Linked DNA regions of Homo sapiens: regions 1 and 2 are each linked to region 3. A link is a contact called in ENCODE Hi-C or POLR2A ChIA-PET data. All regions are on one chromosome and are shown on one strand. Each heading gives the region's core, a stretch centred on a gene start or an enhancer-like site at or near the end of the contact. The rest is flanking DNA. Distances are from core to core; before and after follow the strand shown.

Region 1 (4,419 bases), core at 764-3,263, 1.7 Mb before region 3:
TCACACCTATAATCCCAGTACTTCAGGAGGCTCAGGTGGGCGGGTCACTTGAGGTCAGGAGTTCAAGACCAGCCTGGCCAACATGGTGAAACCCCGTCTCTACTAAAAACACAAAAATTAGCTAGATTACAGGTGGTGGGCACCTGTAATCCCAGCTACTTGGGAGGCTGAGGCAGAGAATCACTTGAACCCGGGAAGCAGAGGTTGCAGTGAGCCAAGATCGTGCCACCGCACTCCAGCCTGGGTGAGAGACTCTTGTCTAAACAAAAAAAAAGACACTGGCTAAGTTACCGGGTCAAAGCAAGAAGGAGGAGAGCAAATGAAGCCACTTCAAAGGAGGATAAGATGGATTAATTCTGGCTGGAGTACAAGTGTAGCCAACGGTTTGAGTATCAGATGGACATATATTACCTTTTGACTTTGCAGAAGTTTCTTAACTCTGTACAACAGGAATAAGATGCAGTACCTATTTCTAGGGACCTGGTGAGGATCATGAGGTCAAGGAGGTGAGGCCTTTAGCAATGTATGGCACAGAGCAAGAGACCCACTGGCAGAGGGTAAACACCTTACAAATAGGAACCATGAACCATGGCTTAGTCTGTCTGCCACCTGCAATGCTGGGCACCAGATATGGCTAAAGGTACATAATCAGTAAAATTCTTGCTGAATGAAACAATCTAGTGGTGACTCAAGGTCAGCACACACAAACCCTTTATTTGCCCAAGAGTGGGTCTAAATCTGATTAAATCTGATGCTAGAACATATCTCAATGGTTTCCGTTCTTGCTTCTAGACAGTTTTTCAATTTGCTCAAAAATGAACTCGCTCCCAAATCCAGTTTTGTGCGAACAGTTTAGAGGAATGGAGACAGGAAGGCTTTTCACACTTGCAAATGAGAAACACTCTCCCCACCACAAAGGGCTTAGAAGTCCTTGGTCACCAGACACCTAGGTTACATAGGAATAGAAAGTTCAATGGAAACCTACCTCCAGTAAGACACAATCAGCCATGGACTCTGGGAAGCACACTGACCTGTCTAGGTGAGAACCATGTTGCATGATCTAGGCAAATCCTTGCCACTTCTCTGGCTCTGAGAATGAGAGTTCTGATCCTGACAGACTTTTCTACCGTTAACTTTGTGTTTGTTCCAAAAAAACCAACTCCAGAATCTGTAACAGTTGGCCCTTATTGTCGAGTGTGGGACACACATCAATCACACGACAAATACTTGTTGAATGAAAAAGCCTTATTACTGAGAACTTACGGTTCTTAACTACTCTCTGGAAACCGGTATTCGCAGCTGTCTCACAGATAAGGAAACTCAGGCTTGGAGAGATGTAAAGGTTCCAAGTTGGTAGGTGGTGGAAACTAATCGTGAACACAGGCCTCCTATTCCCCCATTCAAGGCCTAACAAGACCACGTGCTAACATCAGCCCGCTCCCCTACCACACACATTCGACGGCTCGCCCCAAGCCTTGGTGGATCCAAATCACGATATTTGCGACGGTTCTTACTAAGGGATGCTCCTTGGAAGCCGCCATCAAAGTGGAAACGGGGGTGGGGGCATATGTGAAACTAAAGGGGGATCCTAAGCTCAGGGATGCGATAATTTGCTACTACTGAGGGGCGCCGGGGGCCCGGGACTGATGCGAACCGGGTGAGACCTGCTGGCGGGTGGCCAGGCCGGAAGCTGGGCGCAGTGAGAATGTAGGGGCATCCCAGAAGCCCGCGAGCCGCTGGGGTGGGTCTCAGCCCTCGAAGGCAGAGAAGGGCGGAAGGAGCGTGGCCAAGGCCGCCGGGTGGGCCGACGCCGCGCGGGCCGTTACCTCCTGCACGCCGCCCTCGTGCTGCTGAGCCATGGCCAGCAACATGCCGTCGAACCGCTCCTCCTCCTGCTCTCCGCCCATCGCGCCGGCTCCGATCCACGTCCCGGAGCTCTGCACTCTAGTCCCGCGCTCTCTACGCTCCTGCGGGTCGCGCCGGGCCCAACGACTCTAGTCGTCCGCCTTCCGCAGCGGAGCCGGAAACACGCACGCGCGCGGCTGCCCAGGCCCGCCTCCACCTCCTCTCTTCCCGCCTTCCTCCCGGTTTGCGGCCATTGACCGTGCGGCAAGCAACCCGCTTCGCCGACCATTGGTCGACATTCGGAGCCAATCAACAAGCGCGTCCACGAAGCGGTAGGCGGAGCCGTGGGCCCGAGAGTTTGGCATGAGTTGCTATGGTCACCCGATGCCGTGGAGACTTCTAGAAAGCCCTGGACTCAAATCTGGCAGGGTTGGAAGTTAAAAAGGGACAAGTTTTGCCCCTCTCCCTTGCTAGCGACCCCCCCAGCTTGTAGAGCAGTGAAGCTGAAAGTAGCCTTACTCATCTCTTCCAATCCTAGAAGGGACTTACCACAGGACAGCCTCCTCCTCATCGACCTCACTGCGTACTTGACTAGGGCCAGCTTCATGGGAGTACAAATTGCAGTCGCACAGCACCCAGGCTTAGAAAGGCTCCACGCTTGATTTCATGGCCTTCTGTTATAGTCTTGAAATTCTTAATAATTTTGGAATAAGGAGACCCACATTTTCATTTTGCACTGGGCCCAGGAAATTATGACAGGTGCTGAAATTGACCTTCACTTCTGTTAATGCGGGGACAGGACCCAGCCATCCAAGCTAATCCCTCCACTTGTGCAATGAATCTCATCATCTTAGTCTTTTCAGGAACTCTATCCCTGTTAATTATCCCTTTTTTTAGCTTATGCATCACAAATATCTTTCTTCTTCCCTTCAATTTACAAACACGCTTTAATATCTTTTTGTTTGTTTTTAGAGATGGGGTTCTTGCATTGTCACCCAAGCTGGAGTGCAGTGGCACCATCTTGGCTTACGGCAGCCTTGAACTCCTGGACTCAAGCCATCTTCCCCACTTCAGCCTCCAGAGTAGCTGGGACTACAGGCTCACATCACCACGCCCTGCTGTTTTTTTTTTTTTGTTTTTTGTTTTTTGTTTTTTGGTAGAGATGGAGTCTGTGTTGCCCAGGCTAAGTCTCAAACCCTGGTCTCAAGCACTCCTCCTGCCTCAGCCTCTCAAAGTGCTGGGATTACAGGTGTGAGCCACCATGCCCAGCCCTGTTTTTATATTATTATTCCATGGCCCCACTTTCTTCTGCTGCTACCTCTCCAATTTTCAGCTCTCATTTGCAGCAAACTTGTTTGCTTGTTTTTCTACTCCCTCACCTCCCATCTCTCTACAGTATATTCTAGTCTATCTATTCTTCTTTTTTTTTTTAGACCAAGTCTCACTCTGTTGCCCAGGCTGGAGTGCAGTGACACGATCTCAGCTCACTGCAACCTCTGCCTCCCAGGTTTAAGTGATTCTCAGCCTCCCAAGTAGCTGGGATTACAGGCACCACTACGCCTAACTAATTTTTTTTTGTATTTTTAGTAGAGGGGTTTTCACCATGTTGGCCAGGCTCGTTTCAAACTCCTGACCTCAAGTGATCCACCTGCCTCGGCCTCGCAACGCGCTAGGATTACAGGCATGAGCCACTGCGCCCGGCCTGTTCTAGTCTATTTTTTAAAGGCTCTGATATGGTTACAGTGCTACATATTGCCAAAGCCAATGAACCACTATTATCTTACTCAACTTCTCAGGTGCATTTGACACAGTTGACGCCTTCTTCTTTCCTTTTTTCCTTTAGGTTTCTCTTTTGGTTGGAATTGCGTGTTCCCCACTTCAGACTAGAGACTTCTCCCTTTAGATTAGAGATTCCTGGAGTTGATCTGTGTCTTCTCCCTCAGACTGAGGGCTCTTGAGGGCAGGGCCTTGCACTTGCACGGGCCCATCCTAGGCACTGGGAGCAACCCCAGCAATGTCTTCATAGCGTCAAATACATATTTTTTTTTCTTTTAACATGCAAAAGCAAAATTCTAAAATTGCAATTGGTTAAGACTACTATTTCTTCCCACTCTATCTCACTTTCCCTTGAATCAGGTGATATCAGAGATGCCATGAGGATTTGGTGATCCAGCTAAGGTGAAGTTGAGTTGGAAATACACTCAGTTTGGATTGATTTGGTGGGATATAGCTGGGTGGCTGGCAGTCACTTTTGTGTATAGTTAAGTCATTGTGAGCTGTCCTGGTGTGTGGAAAGGGCTTCCAGGAATATTCCTACCATTTGCTGTACCTCATGACCCTTGCTGTACAGGATCAGAAGTCTTATCCCAATATAAATGATTCCCAGGACAACTGGAAGTATGTGAGCAGTGAAAGAAACAAGTTTATGTGTGGAACAAGAAGCAGATCCAGGCCGACTGCGGAGGCTCATGCCTGTAATCCCAACACTTGCAAAACATAGCAACACAGCAAAACCCTGTCTCTACAAAACAATTTAAAAATTAGCGGAGTTAAATAACGAGTTGATGGGTGCAG
Region 2 (4,524 bases), core at 1,378-3,877, 1.1 Mb before region 3:
GCTGCTGCACAGCTGGCTCTTGGGGCGTAGGGATGTCCAGTAACCACAAGCAGGACCCCACTGCAAGTACAAGGGTAACTTTATTGACCCCCAGCTGGGCACTGCTTGGCCCCTACATCATTACCCCCCTATTTTGGCTGTTGCCCCCATGGCACTGCCTGTCAACTTCTACAACCTGGTGATGTCTGGCATCAACCCCTCCCAAAGATGGAGGGGATTCTCTTGCGAGTGATGGTGGCAGCTGTTTCAGGGGGCACAGGGCTAAGGCTGAGACGTGTCACCTCAACTGAAGCAGAAGAGGTGGATTATGGCATTGGCCACGAAGAAAAGGAAAATGCCTCCGCTTATGTTGCTGGATGCTGAGGGGCTGCTGGTTTGGCTGGTGTCGTTTTGTCCTGAGAGTCCAGTTTGTATCTGTAGGAGGAGAAGTGGGATAAGATCAGGGGACTTTTTTTTTTTTTTTTAGAGGTGGAGTCTCACTCTGTCACCCAGGCTGGACTGCAGTGATGCGATCTCGGCTCACTGCATCCTCCACCTCCCGGGTTCAAGTGATTCTCCTGCCTCAGCCTCCTGAGTAGCTGGGACTATAGGCACGTGCCACCACGCCCGGCTAATTTTTCTATTTTTAGTAGAGACGGGGTTTCACCATGTTGGTCAGGCTGGTCTCGAACTCCTGACCTGGTGATCCACCCGCCTCGGCCTCCCAAAGTACTGGGATTACAGGTGTGAGCCATCGTACCCAGCCCTCAGGGGACTTTTGAATAGCGTGTTTGTTATTTAAAGATGCAGTCCCCTTTCTACCCTCCCCGCCCTCCATCCGCCCACCTCCATAAAACAGTCCTCAGTTCTGCCCCATGTGACCACTACTTCTTCCACAAGGTCCTGTCAGGATGTTTGACTGCTTCCTGCTTTGACACAGGCAGGGACAGAGGTGATCACTGCCCCTGTCCACCCCCTTTCACAGAAACTTTCTGTTTTTTTGAGATAGAGTTTCGCTCTTTTGCCCAGGCTGGAGTGAAGTGGCATGATCTCGGGTCACTGCAACCTCCACCCCTCAACCTCCCGAGTAGCTGGGATTATAGGCAGCCGCTATCACGCCCAGCTAATTTTTTTTTTTTTTCCGAGACAGAGTCTTGCTCTGTCGCCCGCCCAGGCTGGAGTGCAGTGGCGTGATCTCGGCTCACTGCAAGCTTCACCCCCAGGTTCACGCCATTCTCCTGCCTCAGCCTCCCGAGTAGCTGGGACTACAGGCGCCCGCCACCACGCCACGCCCGGCTAATTTCTTTTTGTATTTATGGTAGAGACGAGGTTTCAATGTGTTAGCCAGGATGGTCTCGATCTCCTGACCTCATGATCCACCCGCCTCAGCCTCCCAAAGTGCTGGGATTACAGACGCGAGCCAGCGCGCCCGGCTCGCCCAGCTAATTTTTGTATTTTTAGTAGAGACGGGATTTTGTCATGTTGGCCAGGCTGGTCTTGAACTCCTGACCTCAGGTGATCCGCCTGCCTCGGCCTCCCAAAGTGCTGGGATTATAGGCGTGAGCCACCGTGCCCGGTCACAGAACCTTTCTTTTCACCTTTCCCCAGCGACCAGCCCTTCTGGCATAGAGGGAGACAGGGGAGCCCTGGCCCTTGACCTTCCTAGCCTGGCAAAGGGCTTAGCTTCCCTGAGCCTCAGTTTCATCTTCTGAGTGGGGAGAAGTTCATCACAGTTGTGAAGGTCACATGAGCCAGGGCTGAGTGAGAAAGCACTTGGCAAAGCGTGGGTGGCTGGATGTGGGGTGGGGAAGTGGCCAGATGGTGATCGAGCTGTCCTTAATGCTTGATGGAGCTGCAACTAGAACTGTTCTTGATGGAGATTAAGCTGGTTTTGATGGTGATCAAGCTGTTCTTGATCAAGAACTTGATGGCTCCGGTCTGCTGTACTGACTCCCCTCTGGGCACCTGGGATGCTACCAAAGCTGCCTCCTGGAATAGCAGTCGCTTTTGAGACTCCAGTTGTTTCTGAAATGGGAGAGTCCTGTCTTCTTTGCATTCCTGAACATCCAGGCTTCTCTCTGGCAGGGGAGTGGGGGTTAGAGTGTCCCCTGTCACCTCCATAACCACAGCAGGCTCCACTTGGACATCTCCTGGCCTCTCCCCAAAGGACCATCTCCCCAGACTCCCTGTGGGCCGATGCCTTCCTCACTCAGGGTTGTCTTCCCAAGTCTCTTAGTTCTCTATTATTCCACAACACCCCTTGGGTGCCCCAACGCGCCTAGCACCCTGTAAGTGCTCCCCAGCTGTGGATACAGGTTTCTCTCAGGGCAGCCCGCAAGCAGTGCAGCCCCAGCCAGAAGAGCTGGAAGGCTGGGCGGCCAGGCCCGCTGTGTCCCCAGTTTTCCTGTTGGAGTCCATCTGCTGTGCTCTCAGGAGAGAAGGCTGGGTCTCTGGGAGCTCACATCCTGTATGCCCTCCCTCCATGCCAAGCAACTTTGGGGAGTCCTGGCAGTGGTGCCAGGCGTTGCTCTTACCTGTACCATAACCAGGAGGCTGATGGTGAGTAGGAGGAAGAGGAAGCGCTTCATTTTGGTAGGATCTTCGTGGCTGTCTTGGTAGCAGCTTTTTAGGTGATCTCAGGGCTGTCTGGAGGCTTCTTTTGGTTTAGCTGCTTTTGAACCAGGAGGCAGAGGAGGCGGGGTGAGGTAGGGAGAGGAAGGAGGGCTTACAAGGTGGAGGAGGGGTGTGGCTTCCTTTCTGCAGATCTGGGGGTGGATAATACCAGGCTCTAGGTTCTAAGGCCCTGGCTGGGGGAGCAGGCTAGATCGTACAAGATAGGAGAGAGGTCAATCCAGAGGCAACGGTGGGAGTAAGTAGGGCCCAAGGCCTGGAATCATGCATCCTGCAGGCTGAATCCTGGTTTAATCACTGACCAGCTCTGAGACCCTGGGCCAGAAACTCTACCTCTCTGACCCTTTAACAAAAGAACTGCCGGATTACATGTAATAATAACCAATTTAAAAAGAGCCAGAACATAGCAGATATTCCGTAAATGAGTTTGTTGTTTAAAGAAGATTGGGGCAGGGTATAGGAGCTGAAGGAGAAGGGCTGGGATAGATTTATGTTTCAAGGGAAGGTTGTAGATGGGCTGCAGGTTCTGAATGAAAGCTTGGGAAATGTTTAGATTGTGGAAGGGTTGGTGGATTTCTGTGAAGGTGCTGGAGGTGAGGAATCGGGAAGCCTGGTTTCAGTTGGGCTTTCCCTCTCTAGGCCTCAGTTCCTCATTTCAAGGAACTGGGAAGACTGAAATAGATTATTTCTGAAGTTTGTTAAAACCTAGTGTTTTGTTTTGTTGTTGTTGGTTTTTTTGTTTTTTTTTTTAAACAGAGTTTTGCTCTGTGCACTGGCATGATCTCGGCTTACTGCAACCTCCACCTCCTGGGTTCAAGCAATTATCCTGCCTTGGCCTCCCGCATAGCTGGGACTACAGGTGTGTGCCACCATGCCTGGCTAATTTTTTGTATTTTTTTTTTTTTTTTAGCGGAGACTGGGTTTCACCATGTTGGCTAGGCTAGTCTCGAATGCCTGATCTCAAGTGATCCGCCTGCCTCGGCCTCCCAAAGTGCTGGGATTACAGGCATGAGCCACCGCGCCCAGCCAAGACCTAGAATTTTGTGATTTTGGTAGAGAAAGTAGCAAGCAGATGGGTTGTTTGTATTAGCTGAGGATGAATGGGAGGGGAGCGAGGGAAGGGACAAGTGGGTGACTAAGCTACAGTGGAAGGGGACTGGGGTGAGAGAGTGGCTGTGAGGGCCCAGGGAGGGGTGGGGGGATGAGAGGAATCCCACAGCTGCCTGGATAGTGCTCCATGCTTTATGCATTCCCTCACTTGATACCCTCTGTGGTGCCCTGCAGCAGGTGTTATGTTTATCCCCATTTGACTGGTGAAAAAACTGAGGCTTAGATGTTAAGTGACTTGCTAAGGTCGTAAATGGTGGAGCCAGTCTCATTTGACCTTGAATCCAGGTCTGTCTGAAGCCACAGCCATGTATGTAACCTCTGGGGCTGCCCTAGAATTCATCCATTAAGTCTTGATTCCCTGCCACTCCCTCCCCCTCCCCTACACAAACTCCCCCCAGGCCCCAGGAGTTGGTCACCACAACCCCAGCTCTGGCCCACTCTCCCTTCACACTCTCCCTTCCTTAGTCTACTTTAGGCCTCATTTACATGCTAGGTAGTAAAGGGAAAACTCCCCTCACTTCTCTTCTATTGTTTTGGGCCTTGTGTTGCAAGCCCAGGGGAGATCTGGCTGAGGCTGAGTCCAAAGAAAAAAACAGAGGCTGGGCATAGGGGCTACGCCTGTAATCCTAGCAGTTTGGGAGGCTGAGGCGGGCAGATAACTTGAGCACAGGAGTTTGAGACCACCCGGGCAACATAGGAAGGCCCCATCTCTCAAAAAAAAAAAAAAAAAAAAAAAAAATTAGCCGGGCATAGTGGCACAAACCTATAGTCTCAGCTACTTGGGGGCTGACGCAGGAGGATTGC
Region 3 (4,010 bases), core at 74-2,573:
GATTTAGAGAAGAAACTGTTTAAGAACTACTTCCATCATGATGCATCCTCAGGAGATGTGGATGAACTGCGGAGATGTGGGGTGAAGATGAACAAGAGATGAGTGAGTTTGTGTCTCCCTCTAAAGAAAGTGGCTTTTGTCAAAATGTACTTGTAAAGAAGTGTATAGGCTGGGCAAAGTGGCTCACGCCTGTAATCCCAAAACTTCAGGAGGCTGAGGCGGAAGAATCGCTTGAGCCCAGGAGTTGGAGACCAGCCTGGGCAACACAGTTAGATCCCGTGGGTAAAAAAGTGCAAAAATTAGCATGGTGGTGCATGCCTGTAGTTCCAGCTCTTCGGGAGCCTGGGCTGCAGTGAGCCGTGATGGCCCCACCACACTCCAGCCTGGGCGAGTGAGACCCTGTCTCAAAAAAAAAAAAAAAAAAAAAGGCAATTAACCCACAATTTTCAAGGCAATTGTTATGCTTTATTACAAGAAGTGTTTGAAATGCATCCCATTTGTAGATCCCTAGAAGTAAAATAGTCACCTTTGTTTACACTCACACCAAACACAGTTTTTGGAAGAGATATCGCAGACTTCATTATTATCCCCAGATTAAAGGTCAGTTTTGAGTCTTTTTATTTTGTCTCGACCTTATTACCTTCCTAGCCAAAACATGGAAGTAAAACATCTTTTCTACGTTAATACTGCATTTCCAGGGGTCTTGGGGTGTTCCGGGGGAGGGTGAGGTCCCCTCTCTGTCATGGCGGGGTGTGGACGCGGTCGCCTTCTCCTGGCGCCGCGGTACCTAGGACAGGAGGAAGAGGCCAGGAAGGGTCCAGGGAGGCTCAGGCCGGGTCTGCGACTTGCCGGTGGGTGGCGGCAACGACCCTGTGGGCACCAGCCCGTCAGACGGCCCCAGCTCCGAGCCCGGCTGCGAGCCCTCTCCAGCCTGCAGCCGCTCCTCTCCCGGCCCTACTCCCCGCCCGGCACTGACGTCCAGCCCCGCCCGTGCAGTGAGGCCAGAGCCTGGTGTAGCCCCACGCGGGGCCGTTCCATCTTCGAAGTTTTCTGGTGACTGGGTCGGTCCCGCAATTATCTCAGATCAGGGGGGAAGCCAAGGGCAACGGGACACCCTGATGTATCAAACACCTCCCCCTGGAGCCCCATCGCGCATGCGCACCCTGGAGGCAAGCGCTCGAGGCACAGGGCGCGGCTTGGGGAGGGAGGAGGCAGGGCGGTGGTTGGGCAAGAGAAGAGCCGCGCCCACCACGGAACATCTCTGCGCATGCGCCGGGGGCCAGCTTCTGGTACTTTTGACGCGTCTGCTAACGTAGTCCCTCAGTGCGCATCCGGACGTAGGAGGTGGAGGTTGTGGAATTCGCCGTTCGAAAGCAGGGACTAAAAGCCCCACTTCGTCTTACGTTCCGAAAGGAAGGCGTCTGTTGAGCCTTTCTCTCAGTCGTGAGGGAGGCGTCGACGGCGTGCGGTAAGTTTTCTGCTGACGGGGTCTCTCAGGACCACCGCAGTGGTCTCTCAGGAGTGAGGGACGGGAAACGTGCCGGGCCCCGCGTTTGGGGAACGCAGCGTTTCGCTTCAAGGCCGCGGCCTCAGGGCGCCGAGCGGGGTTTCTAGGGCTCGGTTCCTGTCGCGGCGGTCGCCGCCCGCGCCGTGGCTCCGCCTCCCGGAGGTTCCCCGACTGTGGCTTCCGGGTGGCCAGGCGCCGGCTTCCGCGACTCGACTTGTTTTTTCTCTCTTGGTTTTTTAGGAAGTCCTGAGTTGAGGCTTGCGGGATCCTTTCCGGAGAAAGCGCAGGCTAAAGCCGCAGGTGAAGATGTCCAACTACGTGAACGACATGTGGCCGGGCTCGCCGCAGGAGAAGGATTCGCCCTCGACCTCGCGGTCGGGCGGGTCCAGCCGGCTGTCGTCGCGGTCTAGGAGCCGCTCTTTTTCCAGAAGCTCTCGGTCCCATTCCCGCGTCTCGAGCCGGTTTTCGTCCAGGAGTCGGAGGAGCAAGTCCAGGTCCCGTTCCCGAAGGCGCCACCAGCGGAAGTACAGGCGCTACTCGCGGTCATACTCGCGGAGCCGGTCGCGATCCCGCAGCCGCCGTTACCGAGAGAGGCGCTACGGGTTCACCAGGAGATACTACCGGTCTCCTTCGCGGTACCGGTCCCGGTCCCGTAGCAGGTCGCGCTCTCGGGGAAGGTCGTACTGCGGAAGGGCGTACGCGATCGCGCGGGGACAGCGCTACTACGGCTTTGGTCGCACAGTGTACCCGGAGGAGCACAGCAGATGGAGGGACAGATCCAGGACGAGGTCGCGGAGCAGAACCCCCTTTCGCTTAAGTGAAAAAGGTGGGTGGGTCATTTACCTTTCCATTTGTGGTAATGTATGGTGGCAGTATATGAGTAGGCTAGGGAACCAACGTTGCTGTGTAGTTTCAATATTAGTTCCTTTAGTGCCCGAAATCTTTTTGGAGGAAAGAGGGAGGACATTACCTGTATTTAAGTGGACAGCATTCTCTTTAGGGTTAAAGGTCAACTGGATGTTAAATGGCTCAGGATGTAGGGAACTTTTTTTCCTATTGGCTGACTGTTCTTAGTGGGTGGAGCCTTTTAAATGTTATGATTAAGTTAAAGGTTCTAAGTTAACGTGATTGGGAAGAACAATATCAAAACACGCCTTCTTTTAGTTGACATTATTACTGAATAAAATTGGATTGTCGAGTATCCTAAGTGACCTAGGAGGCCGGGCGCGGCGGCTCACCTCTGTAATCCCAGCACTTGGGGAGGCGGAGGCGGAGGCGGGTGGGTCACTTGAGGCCAGGCGTTCCATACCAGCCTGGCCAACATAGCTCACTATCTAGTAAAAGTACAAAAATTAGCCGGGGGTGGTGGTAGAAATACACTTTAGTAGTGTATCAGTATTGGTTCAGTGGTTGTGATAATTATATAAAGAATCTACAGCAGAAAAACCTGGTTTTCAGAAATACATCTTTGAAGAGAAAGCAAAATAATATCACTATTAGCTAGAGAAAATTAAGTACAACAAAAAGACAAAATAATAGGACGCTCAGGCCTTTAGTCAAGAAAACAAAACTAATTGTTGAGATAATTTAAGAATTTTATTCTTTTCAGCAAGAAATGAGCTGGAGAATAGAATTTTCAGTGAATAAAGTTACACAGTTGTCCCTCTGTTCACTCGGGGGATTGGTGCCAGGATGCATATGGAACCCTCGCGCACACTTGGGGTTTACAGTCTCTCAAACACTGTGGTACTTTCTATCTGCATTTAGTAAGGGGGAGAAAAAACAAGTATAAAGTGGACCAGCGCAGCTACTAGTGTTCAAGGGCAACCTTAGTTTACCTATTATAAAACAAGTGACTTAATATATTTAATACCACAAAATAACATATTTATTGTGTAATTCTGAGTTCTCTTGGGAAATAACTACCAGATTAATGAGTATTTTAAAATCTCTCTCTTTTTTTTTTAGATCGAATGGAGCTGTTAGAAATAGCAAAAACCAATGCAGCGAAAGCTCTAGGAACAACCAACATTGACTTGCCAGCTAGTCTCAGAACTGTTCCTTCAGCCAAAGAAACAAGCCGTGGAATAGGTGTATCAAGTAATGGTGCAAAGCCTGAAGTAAGTATTCTAGGTTTGTCGGAACAAAACTTTCAGAAAGCCAACTGTCAAATCTGATTAGCCACTTATATCTTAGACTATACTTTTTGGGAAGTCTAGAGATGTATATAATGTGCTAAATTCAAAGTAGCAAATCTGAAGATAGGCAATGTCAAACCCATGAAAATGGGAGATTAATGAGCTTTATTTGGCCGTGCATGGTGCCTCATGCCTGTAATGAGGCAGATGGCTTGAGTCCAGGAGTTCAAGACTAGCCTGGGCAATGTGGCAAAACCGCGTGTTTACAAAAAATACAAAAATTAGCCAGGCATGGTGGTGCATGCCTGTAGTCCCAGCTGTTTGGGAGGCTGAGGCAGGAGGATCTTTGAGCCTAGGATGCTAAG

Evidence for each region. Hi-C counts contacts between places; a loop is a spot of excess contacts on that map. ChIA-PET counts read pairs that join two places held with the same protein, here RNA polymerase II (POLR2A). Pooled maps may share reads with other maps.
Region 1: a loop to region 3 is called in a map of naive thymus-derived CD4-positive, alpha-beta T cell, with 13 times the contacts of the local background. The contact joins the promoter of NUDC here to the promoter of RSRP1 in region 3. A Hi-C loop is called at or near these places in 2 of 168 maps with a recorded cell type or tissue (CD8-positive, alpha-beta T cell and naive thymus-derived CD4-positive, alpha-beta T cell) and 5 of 50 pooled maps. POLR2A ChIA-PET finds 5 or more read pairs at or near these places in 1 of 52 experiments (Panc1).
Region 2: a pooled map shows a loop between it and region 3 (4-fold over the local background). The contact joins the promoter of CD52 here to the promoter of RSRP1 in region 3. A Hi-C loop is called at or near these places in 4 of 50 pooled maps. POLR2A ChIA-PET finds 5 or more read pairs at or near these places in 3 of 52 experiments (CD4-positive, alpha-beta T cell, GM10248 and GM12878).

What each region holds. Positions count from the first base shown.
Region 1 is chr1:26,919,337-26,923,755 of GRCh38, reverse strand. It overlaps NUDC (nuclear distribution C, dynein complex regulator), which reads right to left and starts at 2,013. Exons shown (of 9, transcript NM_006600.4): 1 at 1,827-2,013. The coding sequence starts at 1,907. RefSeq lists enhancers at 1,205-1,746, 1,867-1,986 and a silencer at 2,117-2,266.
Region 2 is chr1:26,316,061-26,320,584 of GRCh38, reverse strand. It overlaps CD52 (CD52 molecule), which reads right to left and starts at 2,627. Exons shown (of 2, transcript NM_001803.3): 1 at 2,514-2,627; 2 at 62-414. The coding sequence starts at 2,567. The coding sequence ends at 283. It also overlaps a transcript of UBXN11 not described here. RefSeq lists enhancers at 1,621-1,720, 862-1,847, 2,221-2,370, 2,501-2,570 and a silencer at 2,645-2,837.
Region 3 is chr1:25,244,767-25,248,776 of GRCh38, reverse strand. It overlaps RSRP1 (arginine and serine rich protein 1), which reads left to right and starts at 1,323. Exons shown (of 5, transcript NM_020317.5): 1 at 1,323-1,468; 2 at 1,748-2,333; 3 at 3,476-3,627. The coding sequence starts at 1,814. RefSeq lists enhancers at 1,083-1,807, 1,808-2,532.